Regions from separate parts of the Homo sapiens genome. Here regions 1 and 3 are each linked to region 2. Evidence: read pairs that join two places in POLR2A ChIA-PET (ENCODE). Cell type or tissue: PC-9. All regions are shown on one strand.

Region 1 (5,000 bases), 860 kb before region 2:
TCATGACTGCATTGTATTTCATAATATAAGTATACCAGTTTATTTAAACATTTCAAATGTCAGAATCTCTTACCCAGGACTTGGAAATTACTAGTATACAGTCACGTTTAATCCCATTGTTTACTTATGAAGTTTTATGAAGTGTGTGCAATTGATTGCCTAACACTTATTTAATAGGAAACCTTTCCCTAGTATAGGAACCATGAGAGTTTTGTTTTTTTCTGGTGTATTCTGATTATATATAATATGTGTAAATTGGTGCCTCTGTGTCTGACTTCATAAAACTTCTTGAAAGTTGCCTCATCCCCGTAAGCTAAAACTGTTAAACAAAATGAAAATATTTAGAGCATATAACAGCCTCTTTTGCTGGAAGGTTTTATAGAAATAAAGTTGCCAGCATATTTTTAGAAGAGTAACTGCTCCCTGACACCAGAATGGCTTATTTTGAAAAATAAGCCAAAACAAATATACCCTTAGATAGGTGTCTATAATATTCCAGCAAAGGGATTGGGATAGGAAATTCCTACCCATCCCTGTTTTTGCTTTGGATGAAAACAGTCTTAAGAGGTTTCAATTGATGGAAAAGATTAGTATACATCATTTCATTGGCCAGACGTGGTGGCGTCTGACTGAAATCCCAGAACTTTGAGAGCCCCAGGCAGGCGGATCATGAGGTCAAGAGATCAAGACCAGCCTGGCCAACATGGTGAAACCTCGTCTCTACTAAAAGTACAGAAATTAGCTGAATGTGGTGGTGCACACCTGTAGTCCAGCTACTCTGGAGGCTGAGGCAGGAGAACTGCTTGAACCTGGGAGGCGGAGGTTGCAGTGAGCCGAGATTGCGCCACTGCACTCAGCCTGGCAACACAGCAAGATTCCTTCTCAAAAAAAAAAAAAAAAATTAATATACATCACTTTGGCTGGGCACAGTTGCTCACGCCTGTAATCCCAGAACTTTGGGAGGCTGAGGCGGGTGGAACATGAAGTCAGGAGTTCAAGACCAGCCTAGTCAAGATGGTGAAACCCTGTGTCTACTAAAAATACAAGAATTAGCTGGGTGTGGTGGCAGGCGCCTGTAATCCCAGCTACTTGGGAGGCTGTGCCAGAGAATTGCTTGAACCTGGGAGGTGGAGGTTGCCTGGGTGGCAGAGCCAGACTTTGTCTGTGTGTGTGTGTGTGTGTGTGTGTGTACACACATATATGCACACACATCATTTCATCAACTGATGAATATTGAGCTGTAGAGAAGAACGAAGGATGTGTGTATTTATTTAAAAGCCTGCAACCTTTGGTAGCAGTTATTCTGGAAATTTGTAACATCTATGTCCTTGTACAACTGTACCCTTAAATACAAGAATGTTCCTTGGAGCATTGTTTGTAATAGAGAAAAGCTAGAATTAAAAAAAAACACACACACAACAGAACTGTGGCTGTGGGTGCTGATAGGAAAGGTCTCCAGAATATGTGAAAAAAGCAAAATGCAGAACCATTTTTCTGGTGAGAATCTCACTTGTGGAAAATAAGCTGAGAAGATATATATACGTTTTATATATAACTAGCTTTATATATGTACCTGTATTACCTAGATATGTATATAATTTTTGGAAAGATGCACACCAGACTCTTAGCTGATCACTTTTAGGAATGAAATTGGCAAACTGAGGAAGGAAGAATTTCATTTAATATGCTTTCATTTTTATATTCTTTTTAAAGTTGTTAATTCTTTCTAAGGGCTTATAAAACATCAAAATTTTAGCATGAGGATTCTGCAGGTACTGACTTGTAAAAAATTTAGTTGTTGGGGAGTTACCATTTTCTGTGGCTTTTCTGCTTATTTGCAAATGAATTAGGTAATTTCCCGAATCATAAACACTTCTAGACCACAATATTGCAATGTACTTTTTTTACCCCTATCATTGTGACCTGACTTACCCATGATGCAGCTTCTGATTAGTTTAAAATGAACATAAAATAATAAAAATGCTCAATGCGAAGTAAGTACTTAGATTGTGGAATAGTAATTTTGGAAAAACTCAAGAATATTCTTGTATTAAATTTGACAGGTACCCTATTAAAGCACTCAAGTGAAAAAGTTCAACAGGCTTTAGAAAGCCTCACATTTGATTATTTTTATGTTACTTTGTGTCTTTCCTCACTTATCTAGAAGTTTCATCGTTCTATAGCAGTCCCCAAACACTTTATTTTTCTTAACTATCATCTTTGTTCTGGAGAAGTATGTTAAACTTTGAGTAAACTTGTCAATTATTTTCTCCCCTCTTTAGACATAGTCATCTAAATAATAGCAAATAACAGCTATTTGGCAGTATAGCAACCCCTAAGTTGTAGTTGTAGACTAAATCTTATAATTTTTTTTTTTTACCCTCTATCCTGATAGATTGGTAGGAAGGTTATTCTAAGGTTCTGTTCACCCAATTCCAGGTTGGGTTGAGGTGCTAGAGGTGGATACTGTGCCAGGATATTGGGGTGAAGGTGCAGACTAATCCTCAAGACATTTGCTATAGTGAGTATTGAAGTATCTTTTATTGTGGTCAGGATGGTGTTTCAGATGTGGCAACTTCCAGCCACATGACCATGTGGTGTTTCTATGCCAGGCTTAGGGCAGAGGCATCTGCAGGCTTGGCTCTGTACTTACCTACCAAGATACTGTACACAGCTATACTCCCTGTGTGGTTTTGCATGGGCTTTTCTAGATGCTTTTGTCAGGAAGCCCCAGTAGCACTACTCCCTTTCCCCATTTACACACATAAGTGCAAACATGCATACAACCTACTTTATTTAAACTAAGGAAATCTTTCTCACTTGTCGATAAGCCCCTCACTCTCTCCCTGTTCCACACAAACATTTTATCTGTACTCCAATCAACTCATTGTCTTTGCTGTGCATTCAAGACATATTGTGTTTATCCACACTCCTATCCCTGATTATATCTGTACACTGGTTTCTGTAAATATTGTGCAATGTAAAGTAGAAAAACAGGCTATTTCTTCTTTCTGCTTTGCCACATCCCTCTTCTGGAGAAATGAACACAGAGCCCATTAGCTCTTTAACAGGTGGGAGATGGGAGGAGGGAACTATCAGGAGATATAATTTACCACACTTTCTATTAATAATTCTTCTGAGTCTGTACTTTAACAGTTTTTTCAGTCTGTTACTGAGCTTCACAAGATTTACAAACAGTCCATTGCATGTACTTTTTACCTGCTTCTTGCTAAAATAAGACTGGTGGATAATTTGTATAGTCAGGAAATTTGATAATTCGTAAGTCATCTGCTAGGGTTCTCAACTCTTCCTGTATTCTTGAGGCATGGAACACACTCTCAGAAACCTGTTTTAAAGACGCAGTTTAAAAATGAGTCCACAAAGATTCTGATACGACCTCCTTGCTGCTCCTCTGTTCAAAAAGTACTACCTGACTGAATTTTTTTATTTTTTACAAATTTACTTAGTTCTATTTTGAATAGGTAGAATAGTCATATGGGTCAAAATTCAAAAAGTGTAAAAGAGTATAGACTGAAAAGGCTTACTCTTTTCTCCCAACCACTCTTTCCTCCCTCCTCAGAGAACCAATGTTAAATTCTTACATCCTTCCAGAAATTTTTTAAAATATCTAAGTACAATATACATTTCTTCATATATACAACATATGTATATATGTATGTGTATAATACATATTTTCCCCTTATTTATACAAATGCATAGAGCTGTTCTGAACTTTCAGTTTTTCAGCTCACCAGTATATTTTCAGGATCTTTCCATATCAGTACCTAAAGAGCTTCCTCATTCATTTTTATAGCTGCATAGTATTCTATTGTATGGATGTACTTAATTAACCAATCCTTTACCTTCATTACTGATAATTTAGGTTGTTTTCAATCTATGTTATTATGAACAAAGCTACAGAGAACAATCTTGTATATACATCATTTTATACAGGTTTGTATAATATACAAAGGTATATATATATAAAATTGTATATTATAATATACAGAGATATATTGTCCTAAAGACATATAAAGTTACTGGAGTAAAGAACATATATGTGCATCATTTTAACAGATACTGCCAAACTGCTCTCCATAGAAATTAAAACAATTTACTCTCCAAAACAGCCATGCATGAAGAGTTTCTGTTTATTCACAGCCTCAGCATCAGAGAATGTTATCCAACTTTTTGATTTTTGTCAGTTGATGAAAAAATGATACCTAATTTCTCTGATTATTAATGGTATTGAATTGAGCATCTGTTCATGTTTTAACATTTGTAGTTTTTATTCTGCAATTGCATTTAACTTTATATTTGGATTTTGGATTGCTGGTCTTTTTTTTTATTGGCTTCTAGGAATTATCTGTATTAGCAGGAAATTTTCCCTTATGCTGTAAGTTGCAAAGGTATGTTTTATTTAAAAATTTTTTGTCATTCAATTTGACATTTTATTTTGCTATGCATATATAGTAATATGTGTGTTTACCTATATACAGTTGTCCCTCAGTATCCATGAGGAATTGGTTCCAGGACCCCCTCTGGATACCAAAATCTGGATCCTCAAGTCCTTTATATGAAATTGGATAGTATTTGTATATGACCTATGCACATCCTCCCATTTACTCTCTCTAATACCTAATATAATGTAAATGTTATGTAAATAGTTGTTATACTGTATTGGTTTTGATTGGCATTATTTTTATTGTTGTATTGTTACTTTTTTTTTTTCCAAATATTTTTCATCCAAGGTTGGTTGAATTCCAGATACGGAACTTGTGGATAGGAAGGGCTGACTGTATATAGTTGAAATTCTGTGTCTTATATGAGTCTTGAATTTTTGTATCATGGTTAGAAAGGTCTTTATCTCTCCAAGGCTATAAATGACTTTTCCAGTTTTTCCAATGATTGCTTCTACAACTTTATATTTAGATTATTTGGTACGTTTTAGAATTTAGTCTGGTATAGGGTATCTGGTATGGATCTAACTTCTTTTCCTT
Region 2 (5,000 bases):
GCCAGTATTACACTGATACCAAAACCAGACAAGGACAGAAAAACAACAACAAAAACTACAGACCAATATACTGATGAACCTATATGCAAACATTCTCAACAAAATACTGAAAACCAAATTCAACAAAACATTTTAAAAAACACAATAAAGTAAGTTTTATACAGCAATGCAAGGGTGGTTAAACATATGCAAATCAATAAATTTGGTACATACATCAACAGAATGAAGGACAAACCCATGTAATCATCTCAATAGAAGCAAAAAAGTATTTGATAAAATTCAACATCTCTTTGTGATAAACCCTCAGCAAACCAGATATAGAAGGATTGTGTCTCAAAGTAATAATTGCCATATATGACAAACCCACAGCCAATATAACACTGAATGGAGAAATGTTGAAAACATTCCCTTTAGAAACTGGAATGAGATAAGGATGCTAATTTTCACCACTCCTATTCAACATTGTACTAGAAGTCTTAGCCAGAGAAATCAGGTAAGGAAAAGAAAAAAAGTCATCCAAATTGGAAAAGAGAAGGTCAGATTATTCTTGTTTGCTGATGGTACAATCTTATGTCTAGAATAACCTTATAATTCCACCACGAAAACTCTTAGATTTGATCACTGAATTCAATAAAGTTGCAGGATAAAAATTGACATATAGAAATCAGTCATGTTTCTATATACCAGTAACCTAGCTGACAAGATCAAGAAATCAATCACATTTACAACAGCTACAAAAAAATTACCTAGGAATATATTTAACCAAGGAGATAAAAAACCTCTAAGAGGACAATTACAAAACATTGATGAAAGAAATAGTAGGTGACACAAATCGAAAAACATCCCAAACTCATGAGTCAGAAGAGTTAATATCATTAAAATGACCATAACATCCAAAGTAATCTATAGCTTCAATTCAGTCCCTATCAAAATACCATAATTTCCCTCAGAATTAGAAAAATAGAATTGTAACATTTATATGGAACCAAAAAGGACTCCAAATAGCCAAAAGAATTCTAAGCAAGAAAAAGTTGGAGGCATTGCATTACCTGACTTCAAGTTAGATTACAAAGCTACAGTAACCAAAACAGCATGGTACTATTATAAAATAAACACATATATCAACAGAACAAAATAAATTGTCATGGGGGAAGAATAAAGCTATATCTATATCTCTCACCATATACAAAAATCAACACAATATGGATTAGAGACTTAAATGTAAGACCCCAAACTGTAAAAACACTGGAAGTAAACACAGGGAAAACTCTTCTGGACATTAGGCAAAAAATTTATGATGAAGATTTCAAAAGCACAGGCAATAAAAATAAAAACAGACAAATGGGACTTAAATAAACTAAAAAACTTCTGCAAAGCAAAAGAAATAATCAACAGGGTAAATAGATAACCTGCAGAATGAGATAAAATATTTGCAAACTGTTCCCAAGATGAGGGACGAATATCCAGAATTTACAAGAAACTCAAACAACTCAATAACAACAAAAAATAATAGCCTTAGAAAGTGGGCAAAGGACATGAACAGAATTTTTTCAAAAGCAAACTGACAAATGGTTAACAGATTATATATATATATATATAAAATGCTCAAGATTACTAATTACTAGAGTAAAGCAAATTAAAACTACAATGAGATATCGTCTTACAACAGTCAGAATGGCTAGCATTAAAGTCAAGAAACAACAGATGTTGGTGAGGATGCAGTGAAAAGGGAACTCTCATATATTGTTGGTAGGAATGTGAATTAGTACAATCTCTCTGGAAGACAGTATAGAGATTTCTCAAAGAACAAAAAAATGTAACTGTAACTCAATCCAGCAATTTCACTACTTGTCTTCTACTCAAAAGAAAATAAATCAGTATATCAAAATGATACTTGCAGTGGAATGTCTATCACAGCACTATTCACAGTAGGAAAGATATGAAATCAATGAAATCAACCTAAGTGTCTATCATTGTATGATTTGATAAAGAAAATGTGGCATATACCCACTATGGATTACTATTCAGCCATAAAAGAATGAAATTATGTCTTTTGCAGCACCATGAGTAGAACTGGAGGTCATTATTTTAAGTGAAACAAGCCAGACACAGAAAGACAAATATCCTATGTTCTCACTCATAAATGGGTGCTAAAAAATGTACACACATTGATGTAAAGAGTGGAATTATAGACAATGGATAAGGACCCACAGACCCTCTGAAGGAAATGGACTTTTCCTGAAGGACCTGGGAGAGACCCCAAATACTGCGAGTGCCCCAACTGCAGAAGTGGGAAAGGGAGACCCTCCTCTCCGGAACACACACCCCCAGTGGAGAAACTTAAAGCCTGTTTGCGAGAGAAGCTTCTGACCTTACCTTGAGATGAGTCAATTTAGAGAGCCGGGTGAAATACAGGGGTAGAAGAAGCAGCAGAAAGGCCCTGGGAACTCGCTGGGTCCCCAAACAGTTCATTCCTGCCTGGCATCACAAAGATCCGTCAGGAGGGAAGCCAGAGGAGCAGGGGATAAAGCGCCACAGGAAGAAGGAAATCTCTAGGTGAACTTTGTAACAATTTGAACTGGGTGAGAACAGGGTGAGAAACCTCATGGCCAGAACTCGGGGGAGGGGGCAAATCCCAGTGTGCAGACTTCACAGCCCTTTTCTTTTGCAGCTGGGAGGTGGGTAGCCTGAGGCAAGTTCTCAAGCCCATCTCGCTCACCATCTGTAAACAGACTTGGGGCTGTTGGGGGTACCCAGTGAGAGTGAGACCAGCCCTTCGGTTTGCGGTTTGCGTGAGAGCAGAGTGAGGCCTGTGACTGCTGGCTTTCTCCACTTCCCTGACAACCTGCATGACTCAGCAGAAGCAGCCATAATCCTCCTAGGTACACAACTCCAGTGAGCTGGGAATCTCACCCCCATCCCCCACAGCAGCCACAGCAAGACCCATTCAAGTAGCGTGTGAGCTCAGACACACCTAGCCCTGCCCCAACCTGATGGTCCTTCCCTACCCACTCTGGTAGTGAAAGACAAAGGGCAACAATCTTAATAATCCTGTTGCTTTTGTTGAGATTCTTTGCCAAGTACTTCCTATCTCAACAAACTTGTTCATTTGCCATCTTTGTAAACAATCTCTACATGGTGGAATGAGGTGTAGGGGTTTAGGAAAGATGGTATCAGGGTGGTGGGAAAGAGACTAGAGGAATCACATCTCTTTTTCTTACAGCACAAATTCCTTAAAAAATTATGCTTCAGTGCTTTAATGTTCAATGTTCCACACCAAATGTTTACATTAAAATGTAACATAAAATATCACTGGACTTGATAAACCACTGACCCATTTTCTGGTGGTATAAGAACTCTCTTAGGAGCTAGTGGCCTTTCTGCTTCTTTGAAATCTTGTACAGAGAGTAATGTTCCAGAAGTCAATGAAGACTGAAGCTCCATGAAAAGGGCTTCTTTTTAACTCAATAACTTGCCGTAAAATAATCTGACCCACATTGACAATATGCATCATAGATATTCTATACTTGGTAATTATCCAGTAATGACAGGCAATTTACATTAATTAGGGTAATTATTATTAATTTTATAAAGTCAAACCTAACTTTTTGTTTACCTTTTCTTTGGTAATTTTCTGAAATCTAAAAGTCAAATGAATGTGAAAAACATTTCCCCTGAATGTTTATGTATTTTACTTTCCTCATGCTCTCTTATATACACAGCTGCTGGATATTAATTCCCATTATAAGCCACAATTTTGCTCACAGCACTCTTCTAAAACTGTTCTAATAAAGGTTACCAATGACTAAAAATAACCAAAGAAGGTTTACATTTTGATTAAAAATTCTAGGGCTTAATTATCATTTATATAACATTTGCCTTGGGTGACTGTACTTGGCTTTTGGAAACATTTTTTCTCGACTTGTCTTCCACGATACTATCTTCTGAGTTTCTTCCTAGTTCTGATTATGTTTTCTAATCATGATCTCCCTTTCACTTGCCTTTAAGTGATCATATTGCACAGAAATCTTTCAATTATCCTCATTTTTTTTGTAATCTTATCTCTTCTAATAAATTCAACTTGCACCTATATGCTGAAACTCTAATACCTTTACCTTTCAGTTGTGATATTTCTTCCTAACTGCAGACCTATATTTCCTTTTGAACATATCAAGTATATGATGAAGGTAAATATATTTGTTCAAAACTTATCTCATTATCTGCTTTTACTCAAGCGGGTCCCCTGACTGTTTTTCTAAGTACAAATTGTAAACACAATAGTTTTACAAGTTAAAAGCAACATAAAATGTAATCTTTCATTATCCATTTTGCTAATCGCTTCTGCCGTCATCTAGCTAAAACAAATACATTCTCAAGCATTAAAAATCTCAAGTATATAGCACTTATGAGTCCTTGGAAAATAAAACTATTTGACTACAAATTTCAGCCAACCAATAAGCAGATCAAAATTACAGTCTCAGGAATGATGAAGCTATGTGAAAGAATACTAAAATTCAATCTAAATCTAAGTAATTACAAAAATAAATCTTGGATCCATAAGAAATACAACTGACATAATTCTAGACAAAATATAAAATGTTAATATATTGTGGCATGGAGGGAGTGAAAAAATAGGAGAAAATGTACTTTTTTTGTAGTATTTAAATATTTTAGAGTTGGTAATAAATAAAGGTTTACTTATATGATTTGAAGTGTTAATAGTATCCATTACAAAATCAAAAGAAGAAAATAAAACTTCAATGTAATTTGATGGGGAAAAAAAATCACACTCAAAGTAGATAATAGAGACCACGTGCCAAATAATAGGAAAAAAATGAAGATTAAAAATTAAAAAAATGAAATGACCAAATTTAAATGTTTGTTTATAACAATAAATGTAAAGAAGATATCTATTAAAATAAAAAGGCACTCAGTTTGTATAATAAAACAAAATTTTATGTTATATAAAAAACTCAGATATAAAATTATTTCAATATAAG
Region 3 (5,000 bases), 160 kb before region 2:
GTAACAAGTAACCCTTTACATATGTGACTTATAAAGTTACACGTGGTGTATTCTTTTAAGATTTTCATTAATACTAATGGCTTCCTGTCCCCTAAAATGCAAATGATAGGTATTAATAGATAGGTAGGTAGGGAGAGAGAGAGAGAGAGAGAGAGAGAGACTAAGTCTAGCTTATAATTTCAGGGGGATCACAGATCTCTTGAGTCTTTAAGTATCCATTGATCTCGGATGCTCTGCCATGACAGTTGCTTCATATATTTGAATATGTCAATAAACTGCTTATATCCTGGGTATAGAGAACTCACCTGAGGATAGTTATGTTATTTTGATATAAGACCCCTGCTTGAGCTACTCATTTAAAATTTTATAAAGGAAATAAATTGCTTAAATTGAAATCCTCACCAGCTCTTATATTTCTATATAGGGTTTAAACTATTTAGGATTATAAGAGGAATGATATTTAAAAGTTGACGTAGCCAGGCATGGTGGCTCACGCCTGTAATTCCAGCACTTTGGGAGGCTGAGGTGGGCGGATCACAAGGTCAGGAGTTCGAGACCAGCCTGGCCAACATGGTGAAACCCCGTCTCTACTAATAATACAAAAATTAGCTGGGCATGGTGGCACATGCCTGTAATCTCAGCTACTCTAGAGGCTGAGGCAGGAGAATCACTTGAACCTGGGAGGCGGAGGTTGCAGTGAGCCGAGATTGTGCCACTGCACTCTAGCCTAGGCAACAGAGAGAGACTCTGTCAAAAAAAAAAAAAAACAAAAAAAGTTGACATAATTAGGTATACTGTATTTTACTAGGACAATTTTTACTGATGTTATAGTTGCCTAGTTTAAGTTAATAACCTAATTTTGCCCTTTCTTTTTTGTCTTAGGCCTTGAGCATCTTTCCAGATTTTTTCTGCTGAGCTCACCATTATTTTGGCTTTGAAACTCAGTGTGATAGAGGTGATCGTGAGGCATGCCATGTGTAGATGTCTTTCAGCTAATAAATGACCATCCTAAAATTGAGCTTGTCAATAGTGGCTTTTCAGATGAGAGCAGGGACAGAACCTCACCTAGGTATACACTTGGCTTGATTTAAATTACAATTGCACAAAAACAGCAAAGAAGTTAGCAGTAGTTTTGCCCCTTGGTTCTCGAGACCATGTTCATCTGATTACAAAAGACACAGCAAGTGCTGCTCAACCTCCTGCTCCCTTTCTAGGCTTCTAGCCCCTCATTTTGCCTCACAGGAGAGCTCTACTGGACAGACAATTAGCATGGGATTGGAGGCCATTCTCCAGCTTTCTGCATCTGTCAAATGATGGAGAGGGTTTGCCTTTTTCAGATCTTTGTGAAAGGGATCACCCATTTCTTTTAAACATCTAATATATTTCACACAGAATGGCTATAAAAAGTAATCAGTTACATGTATAACACCATTGCTTTCTCAACAATCAGTGAAGACAGTTGAATTTACAGCCAGAAGACAATCACATTATATTGGACCACATATTCATACTTCATTTATTTCTCCCTCAAGTATTGCAGCTGTAATAGCTCCTAGGAAGCTTTAAAAAATATGCAAGAACATTTTAAACTTCCAGGAACACTCAGACTTCAAACTACTTTTTCTTCTTGTATAACATCTTTAAATAATTAATTTTTTTGTTTCTTTTTTAGTGTTCTGGTTTGGGAAATATTAAGATAACTGGAAATGGGAAAAAAAAGGAGAAGGAATTTGTGATTTTTCAATTTCCATGAAATCAACAACCTTGCTTCCTAGAGTGGATTCTTACAGAGGTCAATAGTACACTTGTGTGTTGTTGAAAATTGTTAACACTCCTATCTAAAAGCCACAGGATAGTATTCCAAAGACTGTGAACAACAACTCCAGGGCTCCCAGGGATCCTCAGTTGCTGTTACCACCAGTGGATTTTTTTCAAAAGCATTTTTAAGAAATGGTCATAAGCAGGAATCAAATGGTTTGGAATGAATCTGTTTTGTTGGAAGAAGGGGTTTAATTAACTTTCGAGCTGCACAAATTAATCTGGACTTTAGTGAGGGCCTGAAAATTGATTAAAATGTGAGCACCTTTTCAGAAAGTATTTGACCAGGAAATAAATTCATTTCTTCAAGGTCAGTGACCCTACAAGTTGACAAGTGATTCAGATTAATACACACTTGGGTTTCAAGTTTCACCTATTGCTTGGCAGAAGCTTCTGCCCCATCCCCCACCCCCAGTGCTGCTTGTCATCCACCTGATCTAGTTGTCACCTTTTCTTCTGGACTGTTTTTCTGACAGAAACCCTTTGCAGAGTTTTTGGCTGGGGGGTGGGGAGGTGGTTGGGGGGCATTGCAATCAGTGCAACGTTTCATTTTAGTTGTTTTATTGAAGATTTAATCAACATTATGATTTAAAAATAAGGCAGAAAATAACTTCACCTAGATTAAACTTACCTCTTAAAGATAATAAATGTCCATCAAACAGAATGATTTGTAAAATAGTTTCATAAAATCCTACTTGATTTAATGACCTACCTAATTTTTGCAGTGTCTTTTATTTTTTCTTCTTGGGGGCTAAACACACATAACACGCACTCATGCACGTGCACACACACACAGGCATATACATAGACACTCCAAGCATTTGGAGACTCTCCTCTATATTATCTAGTAATACAAGCTCAGAGGTCAAGCCTTACTGTAAGAGAATATGGAAATAATTAGAGAAATTTTGTGTGAGAGTAAATGAAGAGACTATTTATTCTAAGAAGAGAGGAAATTGTAAAAATAAAAAGTCTCATCATTGATTTCAAAGGAGAACTTGAAACAGGATTCAATCTTGCTACCCTCATTTAAAAAATAAGAAATTGTGGTCTTAGAAGGTTCTGATCTACCACATTCTTTCATAGTTCACATGAAGTGGCAATGGGATGATTTAAGGTGTTTTTATTTCCCCTTGATTTAATGTCAAGTATAATTTAGTGGACAATTATATGTAACACCTTTGATAATTAATTTTCCACTCCAAATTAGGCTTTGGCAATCCTCTTATCCTGGTGTCATTATTCTTATAGAATACTGTACACGTTAACTTTGTTTTCTTTTCTCATTCCCTATTAATGCTTGTTTTTTCAAATAAATATTAACTATTCCACATAACTTCTAAGTAAAGTTTCAGACTTTAATAATACATTTTTTTAATTACAGAGTCAGCATATTCTTTGCAAAAAAAATCCTTAGCAAATACCTAGAGAAGGTAGAGTTTAGCGGAGCAGGAATTTTCTTCATCTTTTAAATTAAAAAATTGAACCAACTCTCCATGTACTTCAACAACTTTTTACCCTCAAAAGAGAAGAGTTTTAACATCATTAAATCCGAACATATATTTGAAAAAATTAGAAATAATGGCCTTATCAGATAGTTACTTATACTTTTTTTTAATTTTATTATTATTATACTTTAAGTTTTAGGGTACATGTGCACCACGTACAGGTTTGTTACATATGTATACATGTGCCATGTTGGTGTGCTGCACCCATTAACTCGTCGTTTAGCATTAGGTATATCTCCTAATGCTATCCCTCCCTGCTCCCCCCACCCCACAACAGTCCCCGGTGTGTGATGTTCCCCTTGTTGTGTTCATGTGTTCTCATTGTTCAATTCCCACCTATGAGTGAGAACATGCGGTGTTTGGTTTTTTGTCCTGGCAATAGTTTGCTGAGAATGATGGTTTCCAGCTTCATCCATGTCCCTACAAAGGACATAAACTCATCATTTTTTATGGCTGCATAGTATTCCATGGTGTATATGTGCCACATTTTCTTAATCCAGTCTATCATTGTTGGACATTTGGGTTGGTTCCAAGTCTTTGCTATTGTGAATAGTGCTGCAATAAACATACATGTGCATGTGTCTTTATAGCAGCATGATTTATAATCCTTTGGGTATATACCCAGTAATGGGATGGCTGGGTCAAATGGTCTTTCTAGTTGTAGATCCCTGAGGAATCGCCACACCGACTTCCACAATGGTTGAACTAGTTTACAGTCCCACCAACCATGTGAAAGTGTTCCTGTTTCTCCACATCCTCTCCAGCACCTGTTGTTTCCTGACTTTTTAATGATCACCATTCTAACTGGTGTGAGATGGTATCTCATTGTGGTTTTGATTTGCATTTCTCTGATGGCCAGTGATGATGAGTTTTTTCATGTGTTTTTTGGCTGCATAAATGTCTTCTTTTGAGAAGTGTCTGTTCGTATACTTTGCCCACTTTTTGATGGGGTTGTTTGGTTTTTTTCTTGTAAATTTGTTTGAGTTCATTGTAGATTCTGGATATTAGCCCTTTGTCAGATAAGTAGGTTGCAAAAATTGTCTCCCATTTTGTAGGTTGCCTGTTCACTCTGATGGTAGTTTCTTTTGCTGTGCAGAAGCTCTTTAGTTTAATTAGATCCCATTTGTCAATTTTGTCTTTTGTTGCCATTGCTTTTGGTGTTTTAGACATGAAGTCCTTGCCCATGCCTATGTCCTGAATGGTATTGCCTAGATTTTCTTCTAGGGTTTTTATGGTTTTAGGTCTAACCTGTAAGTCTTTAATCCATCTTGAATTAATTTTTGTATACTGTGTAAGGAAGGGATCCAGTTTCAGCTTTCTACATATGGCTAGCCAGTTTTCTCAGCACCATTTATTAAATAGGGGATCCTTTCCCCATTTCTTGTTTTTGTCAGGTTTGTCAAAGATCTTATAGTTGTAGATATGCGGCATTATTTCTGAGGGCTCTGTTCTGTTACATTGGTCTGTATCTGCTTTGGTACCAGTACCATGCTGTTTTGGTTACTGTAGCCTTGTAATATAGTTTGAAGTCAGGTAGCGTGATGCCTCCAGCTTTGTTCTTTTGGCTTAGGATTGACTTGGCGATGCAGGCTCTTTTTTGGTTCCATATGAACTTTAAAGTAGTTTTTTTCCAATTCTGTGAAGAAAGTCATTGGTAGCTTGATGGGGATGGCA

Evidence for each region. ChIA-PET counts read pairs that join two places held together with the same protein. Peaks named below come from ENCODE experiments on the same cell type or tissue, not always from the same donor. Only the 100,000 strongest peaks of a DNase experiment are listed, where the experiment ranks them.
Region 1: POLR2A ChIA-PET joins it to region 2 with 5 read pairs; 1 of 35 experiments calls an interaction of 5 or more read pairs at or near these places.
Region 3: POLR2A ChIA-PET joins it to region 2 with 5 read pairs; 1 of 35 experiments calls an interaction of 5 or more read pairs at or near these places.

What each region holds. Positions count from the first base shown.
Region 1 is chr2:152,728,172-152,733,171 of GRCh38, forward strand. All of the region lies in intron 2 of ARL6IP6 (ARF like GTPase 6 interacting protein 6), which reads left to right. Among named protein-coding and RNA genes, the nearest start is that of ARL6IP6, 12 kb to the left of the region's middle. In PC-9, no CTCF peak of the experiment used is centred here; DNase peaks (open chromatin) are centred at 2,590 and 2,990; H3K4me3 peaks cover 897 bases; H3K27ac peaks cover 1,549 bases.
Region 2 is chr2:153,590,484-153,595,483 of GRCh38, forward strand. It overlaps a transcript of GALNT13 not described here. Among named protein-coding and RNA genes, the nearest start is that of RPRM, 110 kb to the left of the region's middle. RefSeq lists enhancers at 2,053-3,252, 2,125-2,714. In PC-9, no CTCF peak of the experiment used is centred here; a DNase peak (open chromatin) is centred at 2,778; H3K4me3 peaks cover 3,429 bases; H3K27ac peaks cover 3,912 bases.
Region 3 is chr2:153,430,396-153,435,395 of GRCh38, forward strand. It overlaps a transcript of GALNT13 not described here. Among named protein-coding and RNA genes, the nearest start is that of RPRM, 46 kb to the right of the region's middle. In PC-9, no CTCF peak of the experiment used is centred here; a DNase peak (open chromatin) is centred at 2,146.